Linked DNA regions of Homo sapiens: region 2 is linked to region 1. A link is an interaction called in ENCODE POLR2A ChIA-PET data of the cell type or tissue named here. Cell type or tissue: CD4-positive, alpha-beta T cell. All regions are shown on one strand. Links, peaks and the distances in the headings refer to the core of each region. The heading gives the core; the rest is flanking DNA.

Evidence for each region. Peaks named below come from ENCODE experiments on the same cell type or tissue, not always from the same donor. Only the 100,000 strongest peaks of a DNase experiment are listed, where the experiment ranks them.
Region 2: POLR2A ChIA-PET joins it to region 1 with 10 read pairs; 19 of 35 experiments call an interaction of 5 or more read pairs at or near these places.

The regions. Positions count from the first base shown.
Region 1 is chr17:78,250,425-78,259,900 of GRCh38, forward strand. LOC105371910 (a long non-coding RNA gene) reads left to right here. Exons shown (of 2, transcript NR_164160.1): 2 at 798-2,067. It also overlaps the pseudogene THA1P. Among named protein-coding and RNA genes, the nearest start is that of LINC01993, 23 kb to the right of the region's middle. RefSeq lists enhancers at 1-284, 466-515, 2,979-3,697, 3,698-4,415, 3,966-4,235 and 4 more, silencers at 3,786-3,935, 8,330-8,379 and cis regulatory regions at 6,133-6,591, 8,091-8,679. In CD4-positive, alpha-beta T cell, for the core only: no CTCF peak of the experiment used is centred there; DNase peaks (open chromatin) are centred at 3,572, 4,217, 4,758 and 5,089; H3K4me3 peaks cover 846 bases; H3K27ac peaks cover 347 bases.
Region 2 is chr17:78,359,007-78,361,506 of GRCh38, forward strand. SOCS3 (suppressor of cytokine signaling 3) reads right to left here and starts at 1,071. Exons shown (of 2, transcript NM_003955.5): 1 at 744-1,071; 2 at 1-177. The coding sequence starts at 89. It overlaps SOCS3-DT (SOCS3 divergent transcript), which reads left to right and starts at 1,442. Exons shown (of 5, transcript NR_110847.1): 1 at 1,442-1,767. RefSeq lists silencers at 183-422, 833-1,112, 1,123-1,432, 1,493-1,692, 1,923-1,972 and an enhancer at 427-1,075. In CD4-positive, alpha-beta T cell, for the core only: CTCF peaks have their summits at 1,929 (motif pointing right) and 2,136; DNase peaks (open chromatin) are centred at 165, 1,235 and 1,945; H3K4me3 peaks cover 2,044 bases; H3K27ac peaks cover 471 bases.

The DNA.
Region 1 (9,476 bases), core at 3,217-5,716:
GTAATAATTCCCTTTGTGTCTCAGCCTAGGACCACACATGTGTCCTTCCTGTGACAGGTCTGGCCGCTGATGGGTGCCCATGGCATAAATCAGAGGGGACTGAACCCCAGGATGGGCCAGGGGCACAGGAAGCCAGGATCAGGCTGGTGGGGGGCACACAGTGGTGGGGCTGGGCCTACCTGGCGTAGGTAGTTGATGGGGAGGATCCGGACCCCCGAGATGCTGTGTGAGTTCTCCAGGCAAATGAGCTCGCAGACCTGGTGGTAGGGACTCTGGAGGCCCCGCGTGATCATCCTCTCCAGCTCAGCCAGTCCAGAGTGCAGTGGGGCAGCTCTGGGAGGGAGTGGGAGTGCACTCCAGCCCTCTGTGGGTCAGGAAGAGGATGAGGGCTGAGGGGTCCAGGGGCACCTCTTGGCGGAGTGGGGGGCTCCTCTGGAGTAAGGAGCCAGACCCTGAGTCCTGTGTCTGCTCCCCCGAGGCCTGGGCCTTGGAGCCTTTCCTCTGTTCTGTGCATCTAGACAGACGTCCCAGCTGGGGGGCACTGGGCCCCTCCCCTATTAACTCTTCAGATGCTGCTGTCTGGCTCCCGTCGGGAGCGCGGGAGTGCTCCGAGTGTCCACTAGAGGGCACCAGGCACCAAGCACCGCCCAGGTGTCTGCCCGGCAAGCCTGGGGCCAGCCCCAGCCGCTGCCGCCCCCACGTGGCAAATCTGGGGCTCTGCTCTCCTTCCTTCCTCCCCTGGAGAGGCTGCCATCCCAGCCAGCTTCTCCATGGCTGTCCCTTTCTCCCCTCCGCAGGTCCCAGCCTGGTGCCTGGGAAGGGGGTTTGCCCCTGAGCAGCCTGTGCTGGCTGGAGGATGCCCAGGGCCCCAGGTGAGCAATGCCTGCTCCTTACCTGAGCCACCCCACCCTGCTCATAGACGTGGAGGTGGCACTCCTGCCCAAGGAGGAGCTGGGAGCCCCGGCGCCAGCAGTGACACATCACTGAGACAGAAGGAGGGCAGGTCTTGGCATTGAGTCTGGAGGCATGTGGCCCTGCTCAGCGTGGCTAGGCTGAGCCCTAAGGCTACAGTCAACTCACAAATGCCTGAGGCCGGCAAGGAAACAGCACCTTCAAGACACCTCAGTGCTACGTGCCAGAAGACCATCCCATTAAACACACAAGTCTAGGATAGCTGTGCTGCGCTGGGAATCGCTGGGCCACACCCAGCCTGCACACCTGCGCCTGGAGGCCCCTCCACAGAGCATCGCCTGCTGGAGAAGCTGCTGCAATGCTGCTTCTTGGTGGACACGCAGCCGAGGCACCTGCAGTCGTCAGACCCTGGCAGGAAACAGACGGCACACACACACTGGGAAACTGGCAGTGTTTAATCATGGGACGGTTTATAGAGGGGAGGCAGGAGCAGGGAAGCCCGGAGAACAGGCCTGAGGGGTGAGAGGAAGGTGTGGCTGCAGGAACCCGGAGCCAGGGCTATGTGGAGAGGTCCCTGACGCTGGCCCAGAGGCCCTGGGGACCCTCGGAAGAGGAGCTAGGGAGGAGCAGACCTGCAGCCCCCACTGTCCTCCTCCCCCATCTCCTTCCAGGGCTCCCCACCAACCCAACAGAAATGGAGGAATGTGGTCCATGAGTGTCAGAGCCCCCCCATATGCACTGAGGACCTGCTAGGCAGACAGAAGTCGCCCTGCGCTCACCAGAGATGAGGTTGGCCATAGTGTTGGAGGGCACAAAGAGGGTGCGCCCCAGCCCTAGCAGCTCCACAGCCATTTCTTGCAGCTCTGCGGAGGGACAGGGAAGCCGCTGTGCTTGCACACTCGGGTGTCAGCACCGTCCATGCTGCTTTCCCTGTGTCACTTGGGCCAGAGCACGCCCTGAGCCCAGGTGAGGCCCCTAGCCCGAGGCTCCGGTGAGCAGCTGAGTGGGTTTGGAGCCCCATCCACCAGCTGCACACTCTGTGGGCTTAGCAACCACACATCCAGCCCCACAGGGCCCTCAGTCAACTCTGCACCCCACCTACCCTGGGCCATGGCCTCTCCCCGCTCCCCCCAAGAACCTCTCTTGTGGTTTGAACCTGTCCCCGGCAGACCTCACACCTGTCTCACTTCCTTTCCCCTCAGCCCTTTGCAGGTGGGGCCTGTGGTTTCTCTGCTGACTTCCTTTCCTCGTCAGGAGGGATGAGTGGGGGGCTGGACGGGGTGTGAGGGTGCAGCTGGAGGGTGAGGAAGGCTCCCGCTCTTGCTGTAAAGCCCACTGTGGTCCCCCCAACTGTGGCATCAAGTCCTTAGCATGACACTCAGGGCTGGAGTGACCTGGCCTCTGCCCCCCCTCCTCAGAGCCTCCTGCACTCTCCACACCTGCCACATCCCCACCTGCGCCCTGAAGACCTTTCTCACCAGTCTGCTTCTGCTCCTGAAGACCCCTGCCCTGTGAGCCGGCGCTCCCTTCCCTGCCTGGGATGCTTCCACTCAGCCTGCAGGAGGGCTCCTCTGTGAAGCCCCCTTCCCCGTGAGCCACAGCCTCGCCCCATCCTCTGCTTCCCAGGGCACCCTCTCTAGACTCCCATCAACTCAAGCGCCTCCCCAGCCTCTCCTTGAGCGGCAGTGACTTGTTGACATGTGAGGCTGCCTGGGAGCATGGAGATCAGCATCTCCAGCAACGCTGGGCAGCAGCTGGATACATGCTTAGCCCCAGCCATCCCTTAACCCCTTAGCAGACGGGCCCTCGGGATTCAACTGGTGACCCCATGGCTTGTCCTGGCCTAGCTGAGGGGTGTGCACACCCCAACAGTCAAAGTGGTTCACTATGGCAACTCACAACCCAGGGCTGGGGCTGGGGGTCGCTGTACCCTGGAGACACTCCCTAGGTTATTAGAACCCACTCCTTGCGAGGTGCAGCCTGTAGAACCTGCCCCTTTCTACATCTATTTTCCATTTGCCTTCTGTGGGGGAAGGCAGTGCAGGAGAACAGTTGTGGGTTTCAGAGTCAGAAGACCCGGGTTCAAACCTTGGTTCTGCCATTTACTAAGTATGGGGCCTGGAGCGCCTCCCTCCACATCTCAGAACCCTCCTCTGCAAGACTGGACATCACCCATCTCAGGGGGCAGCTGGGTGACAATGCAGGACACACACAACCACCTGGTGAGCCTATAGAAATGCAGGTTCTTCTCGGCAGGCCATGTGAATCTGCATTTCTTTTATTTATTTATTTTTATTTTTATTTTTTTTTTTTTGAGATGGAGTCTCGCTCTTGTCGCCCAGGCTGGAATGCAGTGGGACGATCTCAGCTCACTGCAACCTCTGCCTCCCGGGTTCAAGTGATTCTCCTGCCTCAGCCTCCTGAGAAGCTGGGATTACGGGTGCCCACCACCACGCCCAGATAATTTTTGTATTTTTAGTAGAGATGGGGTTTCATCATGTTGGCCAGGCTGGTCTCGAACTCCTGACCTCGTGATCCGCCTGCCTTGGCCTCTCAAAATGCTAGGATTACAGGCTTGAGCCACTGCGCCCGGCCGGAATCTGCATTTCTAACTTTCAGGTAACAGCAGCACGCACGCAGACGGCAAGCCTATCCTGTGGCAGGTGTTCATTACACCCATTTATGTCGGAGGTTGCAATTTTTTGAATTTTTGCCATCAGACCTTGGCGATGACCTTGAGCAGTAGGACATAAATACCTCCCAGATGCTTAGCGTTCCAATAATGGAACACTAGGCATAAATGGGTTTTAAGCGCCAAGGGAGCCACTTCCCCTGCGTCCCAGACCATCACGGACAGCGCTCCGCTGCCGCCTCCACGACCCCCGGCCTGCACGCCGGTCTTCGCCGTAGTCGTCGTCCCCCACGACCGCCTCGGCCATGACGCACCTCATGGCCGGCCCGGGCCTGGTCACCTTGTCGCTGCGCAGGCCCACCACGTAGGCTGCGACCCCCGCGCTCCCACACCCCGCCCGGAGCGCCCCATGTACCGGGGCCGCCGCTCGGGCCAGTCTGCGGAGCATGGCGCGGGCAGCGCCCGACTCCCCACCCCGGCGGGAGCTGCTGACTCCTCTACTCCCCAGCGAAGGCGGCGAGAGCGACGTGGTCGGTGCGGCCAGAATTCCTAGAGCTGGGAAGCAGCCGCCCTGGGCCGGGGGTCCAGGGAGCGAGCCCCGTGGCACGCTGGGAGTTGTAGTTCGCGCTCCCTCGCGGCGGGCGTGCGCGAGCGTCTGCGAACGGGCCCCGTGGCACGCTGGGAGTTGTAGTACGGGCTGCGTCGCGGCGGAGAACCAGCGAGCCCGTGATGCTGAAGCAGAAGGTTCTGCTCATTGAAGGAGAAACCGAGGCCGAGCGAGTGTGTGTGTGTGTGTGTGTGTGTGTGTGTGTGTGTGTGTGTGTGACAGAGTCTCGCTTTGTCGCCCAGGCTGGAGTGCAGTGACGCGATCTTGACTCACTGCAACCTCCGCCTCACAGGTACAAGCAATTCTCCTGTCTCAGCCTCCCGAGTAGCTGGGATTACAGGCGCGCGCCACCACGCCCAGCTAATTTTTTTTTTTTTTTGTATTTTTAGTAGAGAGGAGTTTTCACCATGTTGGCCTGGCTGGTCTCGAACTCTTGACCTCAGGTGATCCACCCGACTTGACCTCCCAAATTGCTGGGATTACAGGCGTGAGCCACTGCACCCAGCCCTGGGCGAGCTTTTATAACACAGACGCTCATGTGGCACTTGCCATGTGCCAGGCTCTGCCCCAGGCCCTTTGCAAATGTTAGCTCAGTTAAACCTCCCAACGACTCTAGGAGACAAGCACTATTGCTATCCCTGTCTTGCAGATGGGGAACAGGAGACGCGGAGCTAACGGACAGCTGGAGGCCACTTGGGTAGGAATTGGTCCGGGCGGGGTACCGCTGTCTCCAGAGGGCAGCCCTAAATCACTGTTTCATGCTGCCCCTAAAACACAGCTTCCCTCGTTTACCATCTTCAGTATTGATTTGTTGAGCAAGTTCGGTGCGCCAGGCAGTGTCCAGGTGTCCAGGTGCCAGGCTGGGGGACAGGGCTATGTCTCCAGCCGGGTTCCAGTCTAAGGGGAGACCGCTAAAAGAATGCGTGGGGAGCCCCTCCTCCATAGGCCCCTGCCCCTGGGTGGACTGCCTCCATGGGGGCAGGGTGGTGCTGAAGTTCAAGCCAGCTGTGTGGCCTTGGACAAGCCATGTAGCTTCTTTGTGCCTCGGTTTCCTCAACTGCAGATTGGGCTGTTGTGAGCATTCAGTGACTGGATATGTGTTTGGTGCTGACCCCAATGCCTGGCTTGCTGTAAGCTCAGGGTGGTCACCCCACTGTGGCTGTTTTTTAATTTTTTAAGACAGGGTCTCACTCTATCCCCCAAGCTGGAGTGCAGTGGTGTGATTACAGCTCAGTGCATTCTTGACTTCCTGGGCTTGGGTGAACCTCCCACCTCAGCCTCCCAAGTAGTTGGGACTACAGGCAAGTGCTACTATGCCTGGCTAATCTTTCTGTGTTTTTCGTAGAGACAAGGTCTTGCTGTGTTGCTCAGGCTGGTCTCAAGCTCCTGAGCCCAAGTGATTCTCCCTCAGCCCCACAAAGTGCTGGGATTACAGGCGTGAGCCATCACGACCTGCCCAGCTGTGGCTGTTATTATCATTGTCGTTACTGATCCCAGCTTGGAACTCTGAGGGCCCGGGGGCTTTGGGGTGAACTCTGACACAGTCTAGACTGTGGGGTGCCCTTCCCCCACACAGGGAGCACAGGCACCCATTGCCACTCAGCGGCTCCTCTTCCTCTTTCTGTCCCCCATAGGAGAAAGATCCAGGAGGGGCCACAGCTGCTGGGCCAAGCGTCTGGTGAGGGTGGCCCTTGGTGAGGAGGACACCCATCCTAGATCAGTCATGGCCAGGCCTTTACCACAGGCCAGCTCCAGGTCAGGCCTGGGGACTTAGGGCGAGCAGAGGTGGCCTGCCCTCCAGAGCTCAGGTCCCAGGGGTGGGGGACAAGATGCTGGCCGTGAGAGGATGGCAGCGAGGAAGCAGCTCTAACAGTCCCAGTCCAGGCAGCAGGGCAGGCTTTTTGGAGGAAGCAGTGATTAGGCTGAGCTTCGAAGATGGAGCCGACTTTGGACAGAGGGATAGCAGGGGTGAAGCCTCTGGGTAGAGAGGAGCTGCTGCGTTTGTGGCCCTGAGGGCCAGCGTGGCTGGGGAAGTGAGCAGGGGTGGGGATGGAGCCCAAAAGCTACATCCGGGGCCTGATGACCTCTCAGGGGCTCTCCATCTCTCTTCCTTCAGCTTGGTGGGAATTGTAAGTACCCGCAGGGTCAGTGGTCCCAAGGACACCCATGTGATGGACAGGCTTGCTGCCTTCCCCTCCCCAGAGCCCTTCTGGGCCTGACCCACAATCTGCACCAAATTCCTGCCCTTAGAAAACAAGCCCCTTATCTCATTGTCTGGCTCCAGACCTTCTGCTGGGAAGTAGGGGGCGGGGAACGGAGGCCTCTGTGGGAAGGAAAGGAGGTGGTCTGGCGGGGCAGGGACTGGGGGCAGGGATAGCAGCGCTCAGGGGAGAAGGGGGACAAACAAATGGACCCCCGGCCCCTCGAGCTATGGCAGAATCACAGAATGGCCTCCTGTTTGCCAAGCTTCGCAGTCTGCAAAGCCTGCCCTCTGCAGCTTCCCTGCCAATGGTCCCAGCGGCTTTGCAGTGGAAGGATGGGCAGGGAGGCTGGGGTCACAGAGGCCCGAGGACCCTGCCCGAGAGGCACAGCTGGTCACCCAACAGGGCCTTTCTCCCTTTCTCCCAAATCAGAGCTGTCTCCCCAGATAGGTGGCCTCTCCCTGGGGGAACCTGGGGCAGAACAGTTTCCTTCTTCTGGGTCCTCCTATCTAGTCCCCGGGTCACCTGGGCCAGCCCTGCCTTGTCCCAGTGGGGTCTGACAGTGTGGAGGAGCAAGAAGGGTGGGCTCTCACACGGAAAGGTGCAGTGAGGCCTGTGGCAGGTGGACCCCATGACCCCAGCTTGGCCTCTGGGGGGTTGTCTGGGCTCCTACATGTGTGTGTGTGCATGCGTGTGTACATGGGTGTGTGTGTGTGTGTGCATGTGTGTGTGCGCACGTGTGTGTGTGTGACCCTGGCTGCAACTGAGATCTGAGTTGTCTTGCTGGTAAGCTGGGGACGGGCCGCAGTTCCCAGGCTGGGATGAGAAGCCCAAAGCCCTCTGTGGAGCCAACTCTACTTGCCCCCACCCCTGTCCCAGCACTGACCCTCTTCCCTCCCCTCTCTGCAGTTCTTCTTGACATTCTCACTAGAAGGGTCACCATCACTGGAGGTCCTGGGGTCATCTCCTGCCCCAACGCAGGCTGGCCCCACCCCCACATGCCAGCTGCTCCCTTCTCTCCTGAGCCCCTGCCCCCCAGGACTGACCCCTGCAGCCCAGCCCTTCCCAAACTTCTGAGCTCCTCTGTCCGTGGGTGCAGTGGGGCCCCTCGGCGGGGCTTCCTCCCTGGCCTCTGTGGGATCCAGCCCTTCTGCCTCCCAGACGCCTCCCCGCCCCACACTCTGGCTTGCAACACTTCTGTTCCCGAATGCGCTGGCCTCTCTTTCACCCCGAGACCTCTGCACCTGCATTCTGTCTGGAAAACCCCCAACCGTCGGCACGCATCCCTGGTCACCACCTTCTAAGTCTTCAGATCTTAGCTGAGACGCCTCATTCTCCATGAAGCCCTCCTGGCCCAGCCCAGTGGGGGATGGAGGTAGCCCTCCTCCTGTGCTGCCTATAGCACCTTTTCTTCCCACTGCGCACGGGTCACAGCTGCCTGTTTACTCCTCTGACTTCTCCGTGTGGCTGATGCCCTGTGCCTGCAGGGCCCAGACGCCCTCCTCCTTTGGTGTGTCCTGCATGCCTAGCCCAGTGCCAGGACCACAGGACTCAGTAAACACCAGCCAGGTGACTGACAATGGAGGGACATGTGGTTCGCCATCCCCTGCCCCTGGGACCCCCCAGGCAGAAGTGTGCACACCCCCCAGGGTGTGAGACCCCTGTGCAGAAGGACATGGCGAGGATTCCAGAGGAACAGGGGCTGGCCTGGCCTCAGCCTCTCAGAGTCAGGTCTGGGGGTCCTGAAGACAGCCCCCTCCCTGGCCTTCTTGAGAGATTTGCGGCTCCCCTGAGCAGTGGGAGGCCACTGGGCTGGCTGGAGGGGGCCTTGCGACATAAGCCCCAGGTGGGCTGCCTTTCACGGCGCCCCCGGCTCCCTGGCACCCGCCCAGGCGCAGGCGCTGGGGTGTGGGCACACACTCACATGCTGAGTTCAGTGTGCGGATTCCTGTAACGCTGGGCTGCTGGCAGGAAGTGCGCGCCGGGGAGGCTGCTGCTGGGAACCCAGGGCTGGCCCCGCTGAGATAAAGGGAGGCAGCAGATCGCAGCTGGAGATAGCGGCCCTGGGTCCTGGTAAACAGGTGGGGGGGGTGGGGGGGGGGAAATGTCCTTTCCATCCCATCCTCTTGGCCCTGAGCCTGCAGGATCTATAGCGCCCTAGCCTAAGCCCAGCCCCGATAGCTTGGGATCCAGAGGGGAGTTGTCGGCACTGCCATCATCATTCCCAGCCTGGGGGACTGGGTGGCAAAGGACAGGGCGCTGGGCCTGGGGGCCTGGCTGGGCCCATGGTGGGCATGCACTTGGCCCACGTGGGGGCCACTGGGTGTCAAGGTCATGTGTGCTGTTGGGAGGGTGGGAAGGGGAAGGGAGGGAGCTCCTCCAAGCCCCTGCACTTCCCCAACTGGGACCCCCTAGTGGGAAAGATGTCCCTCTCCAGGTTCGCCTTCAGCACCATCTCCGGAAATCCAGAGTGAGGTGCCATGAGGGTGCGAGACCGGGAGAGAATGGGGGGTGGAGTGAGGGGGGCGTGAGGGCTGTTCCCCAGCCAGGTGCAGAGCAGGGGGGCTACAGAGCTGGGGAGACCCTGTGCATGACTTCAACAGGAAGCCACAGGATGTTCACCTGCACTCCATCAGCTCACCGTGGGCTAGCGGGAGCTCGGCATGGCCCATCCCCAGTGCCCAACACAATGGGCGCTCAAATACACTTGCTTGTTTAAAAAATTAAGAAATTTACCACGCATACAGAAATGCTCATGAAGCATATTTGTACAGTGTTATGAATAAATACATATAAAATAAACTCCCGTGCCATAGCCACTCAGACCAATAAATAGTCCATGGTGGGGCGTGGTGGCTCACGCCTGTAACCCCAGGGCTTTGGGAGGCCAAGGCGGGTGGATCACCTGAAGTCAGGAGTTCGAGACCAGCCTGGCCAACATGGAGAAACCCCGTCTCTACCAAAAATACAAAAAATTACCCAGGCATGGTGGTGGGCGCTTGGAATCCCAGCTACTCGGGAGGCTGAGGCAGGAGAATCACTTGAACTCGGGAGGCAGAGGTTGCAGTGAGCCGAGATCGTGCCATTGCACTCCAGCCTGGGCGACAGAGCAAGACTGTGTCTC
Region 2 (2,500 bases), core at 1-2,500, 110 kb after region 1:
TCGCTCTTGGAGCTGAAGGTCTTGAGGCGCAGGCTGGTGTCCAGGGGGCGGCTCATCCCGGCGGCGGGAAACTTGCTGTGGGTGACCATGGCGCACGGAGCCAGCGTGGATCTGCGCGGCGGCGGCTGCAGCTGCTTCGCGGCCTCCGCACAGCGGCCGCTACCGCATCCCGGGGGGCTGCGGAGAGGAAGGCGCGAGCGCGTTGAGTGCCCGGAACCCTCCAGCGCGCCCGGCCCGCCCCGGCTCCCCTGCCTTCGCCGAGCGACTGGGGCACCCACTGCCCCGGGGGCCCTCTCCTGGGCCCGCGCTCCGATCCAGGCGCCTCACGGAGCCCGCACGGCTCCCGCCCCTGCCGGCAGGGTGGCCCCGGGCAGCCCCTTCCCAGGCGCGCACTGCAAGGGCGCAGCGTGGGAAACTCGCGCGCGGAAGTTAGGTCTCCAGGAGTGTGGCCGGGTGGGGAGCAGGAGAAGGGCCCCCGGGACTGCCTGGGCGCCGCTCAGTCCAGTAGCCCCGGGCGGTGTGGACGGAGGGAGAAACCCGAGGCACGGGGGTAGGGAGGGGACAGGAGAAGCCCGAAGGCCCCAGCCGGAGTATTCCGGGAACCTGGGATCTCCGGCTTCCATCCGCTCTGCCCCTACCTCGTCACCTCCCTGCCGGGAATGACCCGGGAAGGGGAGGGGAAACCGGGAAAAGCTCCCGGGACTGAGCGAGACCCCTCCCCACGCCGCGCTCCTCCTTCCTACCTGGTCCCGAATCGAAGTCTCCGTCCTTGGGGCTGAGCCCCCTCGGGTCCCCAAGGCGACGCGGCGGCGAGACGGCCAGCGGTGGCCCGCGCTGCGCCCAGATGTTGGCGGCCGTGAAGTCCACAAAGGAGCCTTCGCGCGCGCGTCCCTCGAGCTTCCCCTGGGCGCCCGCCCTGCCCCCTGCGCACCCCCGGACCAACCGGGAGGGGACCAGGAGAGGGACCGCGGCAAGGGGCCGCGGCGGGAGCTGGGCCGGGCGGGCGGCTGGCGGCTGGCTGCGTGCGGGGCCGAAGCGGCAGCAGCGGAGCAGGGAGTCCAAGTCGGAGCCGCCGCGGAGGCCGCGCTCGCGGGTATATAGGCGGCCGCCGCGCCCCGCCCCCCGATTCCTGGAACTGCGCGGCCGGCCTTCTTGTAATGTTTAGTCACTACTCGCAGCAGAGAAAGGCTGAGCGCGGAGGGTGAGGGAGGGGCCGCGGGCGCCGAGGGCGGGCCGCGAGCAGGGGCAGGGACCGGGAGGGACGCGCGCGGAGACAAAGCGCGACGAGAGGCGGCCGAGGCGGCCGGTGGGCGCGGCGCCAGCCCCGGCGGCGCGTTCCTGGCAGCGGCCCCTCCCCGCCGCGCGCTCCGCCCCCAACTTCTCATTCACACTTTCCCCCCACCCCCCTCCCTTCTAAGAAGGCTGATTTCTGGCAGAGGCGGGGGCGCCGCTTCGGGAGAGCGGGCAGTTCTAGGAGGCCGACCTGGAGAGCCTCCCGGTTCCCCTTCCCCTTTTCCCGGACCCCGCGGGGACACCCCCTCGCCGCCACCCGGGCCTCCCCGAGGGCCCAACTGCGGGTCAGGCGGCCCGGGCCAGCCGAAAGGGAAGTGGGGCTACCCCACAGCCAGGCAGCGGGGCTGGGGTCAGACCCGGGAGCCGGAGGTTGGAGACGTGCGACAGTCACCTGCGGGCAGATTCCAGAGGGGAGACCCAGGGCTGCAGGGGACGCCCCTTCGTGGCAGCTACCCAGCCTCGGCCCACTGCCAGGTTCTTTGCCAACCCTGACGCGAGTGTGGAGCCCCCCTCCCCTCCCCTATGAAAACGCTTTCATGCACTGGGGTCTGCAAACCTGGTTGGTCCGGTGTGGGTTGGGCCAGGTGCTCTCGGCCGGGCTGGAGAGCTCGAGGTGGAACGATGGCCCCAACCTACGGCCCGCGTCCGCCAGAGGGCGCCCTGGGGTCTCCTAGGGGAGGGCAGTTTGGTGCTGCGCGGCCCAGGCCTTGGAATAGGCACGCCAGGGATCTGCGGGAATGGCTGTCTCCGGAGCTGGAAAGGTGGCCGAGAAGGGGGCATTCACACCCCAGGCTGGGGTCAGACCTGGGAATAAAATTCTAGCAGGAGAGAATTTCCGGAAAGCAGTTTTCCGGGGTTCAGGCTACTGCCAGATGGCCCACACCCCCTGGAATGTGACCCCCTGCCTCTCTTGGGGTGGGGGAGGACTTGATCACTGGCGGGGAGGGGGTAGAGGGGAGGAGAGGAAGTGATTGAGGTGAAAGATTGGTTTGCTGCTGGTCACGTTGGCACTGACGTAGATAGTTTGGGCTTGGAGACCCGGGGCCAGCCTTATGAAGGATGGCAAGTTTTGTCATCTTGTCCCCAAATGGGCTGTGTGGTGCTGGGGACACCCGAGAGCTGCCTCAGTGGCATTTAGATTTTCACCTCTCGGGATGCAGACGCTGTGGGCCTGGGGCCCTGCGCTCTTCCTAGATACCAGGATAAT